2 separate regions of the Mus musculus genome follow, and region 1 is linked to region 2. Evidence: chromatin loops called from intact Hi-C (ENCODE). Cell type or tissue: heart. All regions are shown on one strand. Links, peaks and the distances in the headings refer to the core of each region. The heading gives the core; the rest is flanking DNA.

Region 1 (5,384 bases), core at 333-5,332, 150 kb after region 2:
TACAGGTCTCTGCAGGAATGTGTTACTATGTAGCACATCCCTTCCTGCTGATGGTTGTGTCCCTTTGAAAATAGTCCCATGTCTCTTCTCTGTACTCTTAGTCTGCTTGTCTATTCGTGCATCAATGTCACGTTGTCTTAGTTACTCCAGTTTTGCATCTTGATGTCTAGAATGGCAAATTATGTGGCTTTGTATTTCTCTTGTGGGGGTCTTAACTATTTTCAACGTTTTGCTATTTCATACATTTCCCCTTCAGCTGCTCAAAAGTATTATTTTCTTGGTGTCTGATGCATTAAATCAGGTATCCTCATAAGGTGTTAAGTTGAAAGTCTGATGACTTCATCAGGCAGCTTTAGGGATGAGCCACTTCCAACCCTGGAGCTTCAGAATCTTGCTGCGTTTTATTTCCTCTCTGCCAGTTGTTGTCACTTCAGGCGAAAATGCCCTGCAAAGTCTCATCTTAAACGCAACACCATTTCGAATAATCATTCAGTGTTCCCTGCTTCCCCTAGATTCCATGAATGGAATTCCCTGTTAAAAAAACCAAACCAAACCATACCAAACCAAACCAAACCAAACCAGACAGACTAACAAACAGACAAACTCTTACAAGGGGTTGAGAGATGGCTCAGTGATTATGAGACCTTGCTGCTCTTGGAGAAGACCTCGGTTTTGGTTTCCAATACCTATAAGGTGGCTGACAAACGTCCATGAATCCAGCTCCGAAAGATTGATTGATCGCCCTCTTCTGGCTTCCACAAGTACTGCAATCATGTGGTACACAGGCATAAAAGTACATCCAGGTTTCTCTCTGTACACAAAACAACAGAAACCTTAGAACGTTTACAAATATCTTCCCCGTATTTATTTCCTTTTCTTCCATAGTTCCATATTTGATGGATATTTTAATGGACATTGTGACACTAATGGATGAAATGTTATACACACTTTATATAAGCAATGCTGTGACAAAACTCTTGCAGCCCAACATCTGTATTTATAATTATTTGCCTAGGATAAAGTCAAGTGCCAGTATGACTTTTGGGCTTCTAAATCCATATTCTGGTCTCTCCTGCATAATAATTCTACCAACTTGTATTCTCTTTATCAGTGTACAGGAATGCCTTAAACCAATAGATTTGAATAGAGTTGAAGCAAAATGAAGCGTACTATAGGTCTCTTGTATTTTATTTTTGGCCCTAATAATTCTTTCATAAAAATGATTATTTGCCTTTGTGTATTTGTCAAGAATGCATTTGTTATGGCCAGTCTCAGTTGTGAGTACGGTGAGATGTAGAAAGACCTGGGCGTGATCTAGATTGACCATTGGGCATTCCTGTGGAGGATTTCCTTGATTAGGTGGGGAGTTGTGCCTACTGTGGATGGTACCATCCCCCTGGCTGGAATCCTGGTCTGAACAAAGAAGAGGAAGTAGCCCAGAATAAGCAGCTTCCATTCTCCACTTCCTGTCTGCATACAATGTGACCAGCTGCTTCAGGCTCCTGCTGCGTTGACCTCCCTACCATGATAAACTGTGAACCTCAATAAATAAACCTTTTGTCCCTTATGTTAATTTAGCTGGGATATTTCATCTCAGTAGCAAGAAAAATAACTAAGACAATACTTGTTTAAAACTCTCATTTACTTCCTATTTGTGCCTCATAGGATTTATCTTCCTAATATGTGTATTTCTGTGCTTGTTGGTGCACAAGGCTCTCTGTTAGGTCATGTAAGACAGGCAGCTGAATGTGAGAAGCAAGCTGTAGCTTCCGGGGTGGTGTGCTGTGCTAGGATATGAGGCCCCAGATGCATTTGCTAAGAAGAGGAAACCAGAGTGTGGTGGAGAGAGCAACTGCTGGAATCCAGAAACTGGTGGATGAGAACACACTTAACCTGACAAACTCTCCCACCAGTGCTCTCCTAGACTCGGACACAGGAGGAATTTAAAATTAAAATTGTCATCTGTTTAGAACTTAGAGGTAGAGGCATAAGGCACACACTCAAATGCATTTGTGGGAATATTTCCACTGCATTAGATAGGATATGTGTATATCATATACGTATATGCAATGTTATATAATATAAAATAATGTATAATATAATATAATATATCACACATATAAAACATATATAGTAGGAAGTTATGTTTGTTGTGTGTAAGTTAATACATTTGAAGAATATGATAATCTTTAAAATGAAGACCAACAACACGAAGAATTAATCTCTTACAAAATCATATACGACTTTGATTATTGTTTGAATATTATGAAAGAGGTAGGCAAATTATAAAAGTTGAACGAGTAAACTAAGCTAACGTCTTTACATTTTTCAATGATGGCTGCGCCACCTAGTGGCTATTTCATGTACTTGCAAGAAGACAAAGCGAAGGGCAGTTTTTTGTTTGTTTGTTTTTTGTTTTTGTTTTTTTCGAGACAGGGTTTCTCTGTATAGCCCTGCGACCTGTTGATTGGATTGCATTTAACATCCGGTCCACTCACACCAGCTTCTGGCTTGTTTGTCAAGTTCCAGTCATCCTACTTGGGTTTGATTTCCCCTTCCCTATGGGTGGTCCTGGGGGATCAAACTCGGGGCTTCACAGGAGCTAGGCAAGAGTTCCCATACACAGTAGCTCCCCAGCCTTGAGGGGCGTTTCTTGTGCTGTGTAAAGCCGGATATTGACCCCAGTCATAGAGTACTTAGGCTCAGCATGGTGACAGTTTACAGCAGCGTCTACATTTTGAAAATGACTAAAAGCAAATTGTGTTTCCGTTTTACAATGTTGACATATCTAAAATGTAATATACATGATACATTTATGTCTTGTATTTTTTATCAAAAAAGAAGTTAGTGGAATAAAACTTGCTTTCAAAATACATACAAAACCCAGGATTGTATATAGTTAAGCTAGAATAGCTTTACTATTCTATATATTACATCTATTTAGTTATTTATGTGTGTGTGTGTGTGTGTGTGTGTGTGTGTGTGTGTGTGAGCCTGGAGGTCAGAGGACAGCTTGCAGGAGTCCTTTTCTCCATTCACTGTGAGTTCTAGAGTTCGAACCCATGTCTTTAGGCTTAGTGGCAAGGGCACCCACCTGCTGAGATGTCTCACTGGACCTAGAACTCTGTTAAAGAAACAAACTTAAAAACAAAAACAAAAACAAAAAACAAACAAAAAAAAACCCCAACCCTTTCTATTCAGTAACAACAGTGATCATTTTCTGTTTCTCTGCTGCATCAGGAACGTTAAGTGGTCTGACATAAGTTTTGCTTATAGTATTGTACCATGAGAGCGGCCTTAGAACACAAGCCTAGTGCCTGCCTGTGTTCTGAACTCCAAACAGGAAATCAGGGCTCTCAGCACTCAGCAGAGGGTGGGCTCTGCACACACCCCTCTCCCTGCTTCTAAAAAGCCTTTCTTTTACGTACCAAAGCAAACTTTCCTCTCCCTAGCCTTGAGGGACGGCTCGAAAGGAACATTTTACACATTTATATACATTTATACGGCAATGCCCACCTGAACTCCAGTACTCCGGAGGCTGAAGCAGGAGGATAGCTTTGACCTGCTTAAGACTGAATTTTTATAATTAATTTCAGACACCATGAAATTTATGCTTCTGGCTTAAGACTTGCTTCTTGGGAATTTAGATTTTATTTTTCATCTCTGTTAGTTATTTTCAGAAAAGATTGAATTCAGCCTTTTGTTATCTATAATGTTATAATGTTATTTAGAAACTCAATATTCTGCTTTAGGTGAGAAACAAAATGAAGAGACATAAGAGTAGAAGCTGGGTGTGCGCAGAAGAGAGCTTCTTAGATGTGACTAAGGAGTATATCATAAACACACACACTTTCTTTTCCCAAGTTCAGCGGCTTCAAGTTTGGAGGGCTATTATGGTAATGATTGTGACAAGAACCAGCTGTACCTCAGCTAGTGATTAACACAAAGTAAATAGTTTTGATGTTATGTTAATCAGAGGATCCCCAAAGTGGCCACAATGGTCTCAAACAAGAACATGTACGTGTGCCACCACCATGCCTCAGCCCCAGCCCGTGACAGTAATTTCTATAAGACAAGCACTTAGTCCCTGTAAGGAAACCTAGGAGATGCGTGATTACTGCTCACGTCTACTTATTATGTAAAGGAAGGCTTTCCTGGTCAGCTGTGGGCTACAGCTTTGTCCTCACGCATTGGCTGAGGAAATCTCAGGGTTTGTGCTGCCACACAAGGTACTTCTAATTGGGAGAAAATGTAAAATGTGAAATGTCACTTGAGGATAAGTTCAGTATTTTTTTTTTAATTAAGAACTTGCATGTAGTAGATAAAGAACTCAGAAGGTTAACAATTCAACAACTACTTTACAATATATGAGCCCAGGTAGACTGGTTCCCCAACCTCAAAGATGTCTGCCTACATCTTAATCGTCGCAATACCTGTGAATGCCATGTTTCATAGTAGAGAAATGAGGTCACAGATGACACCCACTCAGCTGACTTTCAGACTGGAAGGCTATCTTTGTTTATTTGGGTGGGCAAATGGAATGGCATACGCCTTTAAGTTTGAGGGCACCAGAAGAGAAGGTCGGAGATTGTAACAGAAGCGGACCTCTCTTCTCTGGTTTTACATATGGGGAACTGACCAGGACCTGAGGAAAAAAAAGCGGCTCTTGAAGCCAGAAATGGTAAGGAAATGGATACCCCTCTAGTGTGCTGCCTATTCTTTGTTGTCAACTAAGAATATGGCCTAGAATCTGGCCCAGGGATGGAGTCATGTAAGGAGAATTCTAAGTGCTTGTGGCAACACTCCAAGAAACACACGACAAAAGCCTCACAACTCTGTTTCTTCAAAACAGAAATGTTCTTGGAATGGAATTCTGTGCTCCCTCTAGGTGCAGCAGAAAGGAGTGTTCTTATTTCAGATTCATTATTCCTGCTTGTTATTGATAGTCAGTTGAATGTTTAAACTGTCCTCTGTGTGCTTCTATGAAAAGACACTTTTTGTCATTCTTAGCTTTTCTTTGTTATTTTATGCAGCTTGAACTCATGAGAACGTTACTCATATGAACATTATTAACCCTCAAAGTATATGCAGTCTGCTGTTGTGAATTAAATTTGCTACAGCATGACACAAATCTGCCTTCTTTATTGGCTCCATTCTCCCAGGTCCCACTGCCTGTAAAGCAGTGACTGTCACCTACATCTGGAGTTAACCAACCTCAAGAGACTGGGTAGATGTGCCTGTGAGGAATATTTTCTTAATTAAATAATTTGCAGGGGGAAGACCCACTTTTAATCTGGATCTTTTGAGGTGGGAAGAGTCACCTTTAATCTGGGCCACACCTTCTGCTGGCATCCTATGAAAAAGACACAGAAGGAGGAAGCTTG
Region 2 (5,384 bases), core at 297-5,296:
ATGGAGGATCAGAGAAATAGGCATTCAGCCGTCTAAGTGCCTGAGTGGGGAGACAAACGGCTGCTCACCCAGAAATCAAAGAAAAGCAAGGATGACAGCCACCAAAGCAGGATGTGTTCCTGTAGTCATCGATGGACTTTGTTCCTCTGGGGAAATGGTTGTCATTGTGTGAGCATGTTCCTGAAGTCTGTAGCTTAGAGTCACTAGAAGAGATGACTCCGGACTGCTATTGATGAGGAGACCAGCAGGTGGCAAGAGAAGCAAAACTCAGACCAAAATAGGAAAAGGACAAGTTGGGATTCTAGGCATCCACACCTCATTCCTTACCCCAGCTTCACACCTGTCACCTTGAAGCACAAAGTTTCTGGGTTACATTCACCTTCAAATCCATGCAAATTCCTCTTTTGTTCAGAGGACTTCAAGACAACACATCACAGAAATACTGACCCACCAGTGTTTACTGCAGCACTGGTTCATTCATGAGAGCTGAGTTGTGGGATCAGTCTAGCAACCACAGAGGAATGACAAAGTATGGCATAGAGACAGGCTAGACATTGTTCAGCTGTACAGAATGAAGTTATGTTATTTGGAGCTAGAGAAAATCATGTTGAATCAAATTAGTCACTCTCAGAGAGATGCATAAAATTATGTGTATATACAAAAAAGAAAGAAGAAAGAAGAGAAGAGAAGAGAAGAGAAGAGAAGAGAAGAAAAAAGAAAAGAAAGGAAAGGAAAAGAAAAGAAAAGAAAAGAAAAGAAAAGAAAAGAAAAGAAAAGAAAAGAAAAGAAAAGAAAAGAAAAAAAAGCTGTATAGAGGACCAAAGGGAACTAACTGGGTGACGTAGAATAGGGAAGGGAGTGGGTATGGGGAAATAGGCTCAAGGTACATTATGTATTTGTGTTCAAATGTCCTTGAGCAATATAGTATCTTGCAAAGTAGATATTGCACAATGAGAAGTTTTAAAATAAGAAAAAAAGAAGCCAAATGTTTTAGGTAGAAAGGAAGCATTCTTTTAAAGGATCCTGGCATCTATCTTTACTGCTGTTACTGAAACAGGTTACAGTACAATAGGGTGGCGAGAACAAAAATAAAACCTTATAATTGCCATTCTTGGAGAATTTAGAGGTGGAGAGAGAAGTTCCCTAGGAAACAAGAGAGGGAAGTATGAAATGGGCCCTGAAAGAAAAAAAGCAGGTGAGCCGTGTGGGAGTAAAGCAAAGAATTAGGCATGAGCCGGGCGGTGGTGGCACACACCTTTAATCCCAGCACTTGAGAGGCAGAGGCAGGCGGATTTCTGAGTTCGAGGCCAGTCTGGTCTACAAAGTGAGTTCTAGGACAGCCAGACATACACAGAGAAACCCTATCTCGAATAAAACAAAACAAACAAAAAAGAATTAGGCATGACTTGATGACGTTTGGCTGTTCTTCAACGATTTTTATTTGCAATGATGTAAAGTGGGAATCCAGTTGATAGTTATACCACAATACAGGCAGCAGCCTTTCCCTTTGCAAGGAACTGATTGGCAGGCACCCACCGTGACACCCACTGTCCTTGAATTCTTAGTTGATAGACTTCTGGGTATCAGAACCTCTTACCTTGTAGTGGTTTGAATAGGTATGACCCCTCCACACCTCCCCGATACTCTGTGTTTGAATGCTTGGCCCATAGCAAGTGGCACTAATTAGGAGGTGTGGTCTTGGTGGAGTAGGTGTGGCCTTGTTGAAGGAAGTGTTTCACTGTGGGGGCAGGCTTTGTGGTCTCCTATACTCAAACTACATCCAGCTACAGTCTCACCCTGCTGCCTTCAGATAAAGATATAGAACTCTTGACTCCTCCAGCACTATGTCTGCCTGCACAATGCCATGCTTCCTACCATGATGATAATGGACTAAACCTCTGGAACCGCAAGCCAGTCCCTTTAAATGTTTTCTTTTATACTACTTGCCAAGGTTGTGCTATCTCTTCAGAGCAGTAAAACTCCAACCAGGACACACCTGGAAAGTGGATTTACTTTAAAAATGGGCATTGGTAGCTAGATATCCTTCATCCTCTTCTCAGCTTCATCCCTGGAAATCCTGGCTGCAAGTTCATGATGTGAAACTTACCCCACCCAAAGAAAGGTATAGTAAGAGATTCTTATTTGTCGCTATGGGATCTGATGTTTCTCTTCAGAGCCCCAACCATGCTGGCTCAGATGCTGGGACCTGAACTCTCCTCAACTCTCATCATACTGTCTGCCTGTCTGTCTGTCCACGACATTAATAACTCTTTTGTTAAACTTCATTGTCACCGGGCGGTGGTGGCGCACGCCTTTAATCCCAGCACTCGAGAGGCAGAGGCAAGTGGTTTTCTGAGTTCGAGGCCAGCCTGGTCTACAGAGTGAGTTCCAGGACAGCCAGGGCTACACAGAGAAACCCTGTCTCAAAAAACAAAAACAAAAAAACTTCTTTGTCCCCAGCAATTAGTTTCAGAGTGCCTCTTGAACCGCCATCTGAGACCTTTCAGTGCTTAGCATATGTAAATTTAGCTATTGGGATAATGGGACCATGGCAGTTCTTTTTTTTTTTTTTTTGCCTTGAAATAGTCCAGCTCAGAAGTGTTTTTGGTAATCAACAAATCAAAACAAGTAAGCCATAGATTAATAAGCAAATAAAATGGAGAGAACCCAAAGACAATAAAGACATTTGAGTCCTCTGTTCCAGATACTTCATGCTAAACTTACTACTAATTTTTATTTAGTTTCTTTTTTGTTAGATATTTTCTTCAATTACATTTCAATTGCTATCCAGAAAGTCCCCTATACCCTCCCCCCGCCCTGCTCCCCAACCCATACACTTCTGCTTCCTAGACTTGGCATTCTCCTGTACTGGGGCATATGATTCGCAAGACCAAGGGCCTCTACTCCCATTGATAGCTGACTAGGCCATCCTCTGCTACATATGCAGCTAGAGACATGAGCTCTGGGGGGTACTAGTTAGTTCATATTGTTGTTCCTCCTATAGGGTTGCAGACCCCTTCAGCTCTTGGGTACTTTCTCTAGCTCCTACATTGGGAGCCCCATGTTCCAGCCTATAGATGACTGTGAGCATCCACTTCTGTATTTGCCAGGCACTAGCAAAGCCTCACAGGAGACAGCTATATCAGGATCCTGTCAGCTATTGTTTTGGTTTGGTTTGGTTTATTATTTTATTTTATTTTATTTTATTTTGAAACAAAGTGTCACTGTGTAGTCCTTTGTAGCCAAAGTTGGTCTCAAACTCACAGAGAGATGTGTGTGTGTAGGTATGTTCATGTGTGGGGGTGCCTATGGAAGTCAGGAAAGGGCTCTTGATTCTGTCTGTCTCTACCTCCCAAGTAAGAGGATTAAAGGCATGCACCACCATGCCTTCCATGATATTTTTCTTTTTTCTGTTATTTTCGTTTTCTTTCTTTCTTTCTTTCTTTCTTTCTTTCTTTCTTTCTTTCTTTCTTTCTTTCTTTCCTTCCTTCCTTCCCTCCTTCTTTCTCTTTTTCTTTCTTCTTTCTTTCTTTCTTTCTTTCTTTCTTCCTGCCTTCCTTCCTTCCTTCCTTCCTCCCTCCCTCCCTCCCTCCCTCCCTTCCTTCCTTCCTTCCTTTCTTTCCTTTTTTCTTGGCAAGTTCTTACAATGTAGCCATGTTTGGCTCTGATACTCAAAATGTAGTATGTAGATACAGACTGGCCTCAAACTTAAGAGACACAACTGCCTCTGCCTTCCAAGTACTGGGATTAAAGGTTGTACTGGCTAGTTTTGTGTCAACTTGACACAGCTGGAGTTATCACAGAGAAAGGAACTTCAGTTGAGGAAATGCCTCCATGAGATCAAAATGTAAGGCATTTTCTCAATTAGTGACCAAGGGGAAAAGGCCCCTTGTGGGTGGTGCCATCTCTGGGCTGGTAGTCTTGGTTTCTATAAGAGAGCAGGCTGAGCAAGCCAGGGGAAGCAAGCCAGTAAAGAACATCCCTCCATGGCCTCTGCATCAGCTCCTGCTTCCTGACCCGTTTGAGTTCCAGTCCTGACTTCCTTGGTGATAAACAGCAGTATGGAATTGTAAGCTGAAAAAACCCTTTCCTCCCCAACTTGCTTCTTGGTCATGATGTTTGTGCAGGAATAGAAACCCTGACTAAGACAAAGGTGTACTACTATATCCAGCAGTACTAATAGTTTTAATAAAGTTTGTTTGCACGAGCCAATCTATTCCCATTCAATACAAACTACTACTCTAAACCTTTTTAAAAACCATCATTTCTCTCTCTCTTCCAACCTCCCTTCCTCCATCACTCCTCCATCTCCTTTCTCTGTTTCTCCCTTTCTGACCCAAGGGATTTGACCCAAAGCACTTCATGTGATAGGTAAATGGTCTATATCCAACCTAAACTCCCAACCTATTATAATTGATCTTTAAAGACAGGTAAAAACACTCTCTGGGAATTTATACAGTTAGTGATTGCACTAATATGTCTTAAACTAATTGTTCTGGTTAGCTTTAACTGCCAGTTTGGCACAGCCTAACATTTTCTAAGAAGAAAGCCTTAATTCGGGGCTGGTGAGATGGCTCGGTGGTTAAGAATACTTACTACTCTTCTGAAGGTCCTGAGTTCAAATCCCAGCAACCACATGGTGGCTCACACCACCCATCATGAGATCTGACACCCTCTTCTGGTGTGTATGAAGACAGCTACAGTGTACTTAGATATAATAATAAATAAATCTTTAAAAAAAAAGAAAGCCTTAATTGAAGTATTGCCTACAAGTGACTGCAGACACATCTGTGGGAGACTTCCTGAATTGTTAATGGGTGTAGGGGGGCCCAGCCCATTGCTGGTGGCACATCCGTAGGCAGGGGTTCTGAACTTTATCTAGCACAGTATAACTCAGACTGAAAGCCCCACAGCAACAGCAATCTCCATGGTCCCTGGTATACTTTCCTTGTGAAGTTAGCTCTTTAGTTGGTGGCAACTCTATGAGAAATAGAAAGCAAATCTTAGTTCATGTTCCTGCTTGAGTTTGCCTTGACTTCCTTCCATAATGTATTGTGGCCTGGTGTTGTAGGTCAAATAAACCCTTTCTTCTAAAAATCCCTTTTAGTCAGGGTGTTTTGTTATAAAGAGATGAAACAAAAACAGAATTTTTTTTTGTTTGTTTTTTGTTTGTTTGGTTTGGTTTTGGTTTTTTTGAAACAGGGTTTCTTTGTATAGTCCTGGCTGTCCTGAAACTCACTTTCTAGACCAGGCTGGCCTCAAACTCAGAAGTCCTCCTGCCTCTGTCTCCCAAGTGCTGGGATTAAAGGCATGAGCCCAGCTTAATTTCTTGTTAAATTTCTTCTCCATTTAGTTGGTTACTTCAAGGTCAATTTCAATTTTCT

The links. Hi-C counts contacts between places; a loop is a spot of excess contacts. Peaks named below come from ENCODE experiments on the same cell type or tissue, not always from the same donor. Only the 100,000 strongest peaks of a DNase experiment are listed, where the experiment ranks them.
Region 1: a loop joins it to region 2, with 6 times the contacts of the local background. A loop is called at or near these places in 31 of 42 quality-filtered maps.

Annotation. Positions count from the first base shown.
Region 1 is chr1:30,775,819-30,781,202 of GRCm38, reverse strand. No RefSeq gene overlaps it. Among named protein-coding and RNA genes, the nearest start is that of Gm39615, 78 kb to the right of the region's middle. In heart, for the core only: CTCF peaks have their summits at 774 (motif pointing left) and 2,358 (motif pointing left); no DNase peak of the experiment used is centred there; H3K4me3 peaks cover 294 bases; H3K27ac peaks cover 288 bases.
Region 2 is chr1:30,925,901-30,931,284 of GRCm38, reverse strand. No RefSeq gene overlaps it. Among named protein-coding and RNA genes, the nearest start is that of Ptp4a1, 21 kb to the left of the region's middle. In heart, for the core only: no CTCF peak of the experiment used is centred there; no DNase peak of the experiment used is centred there.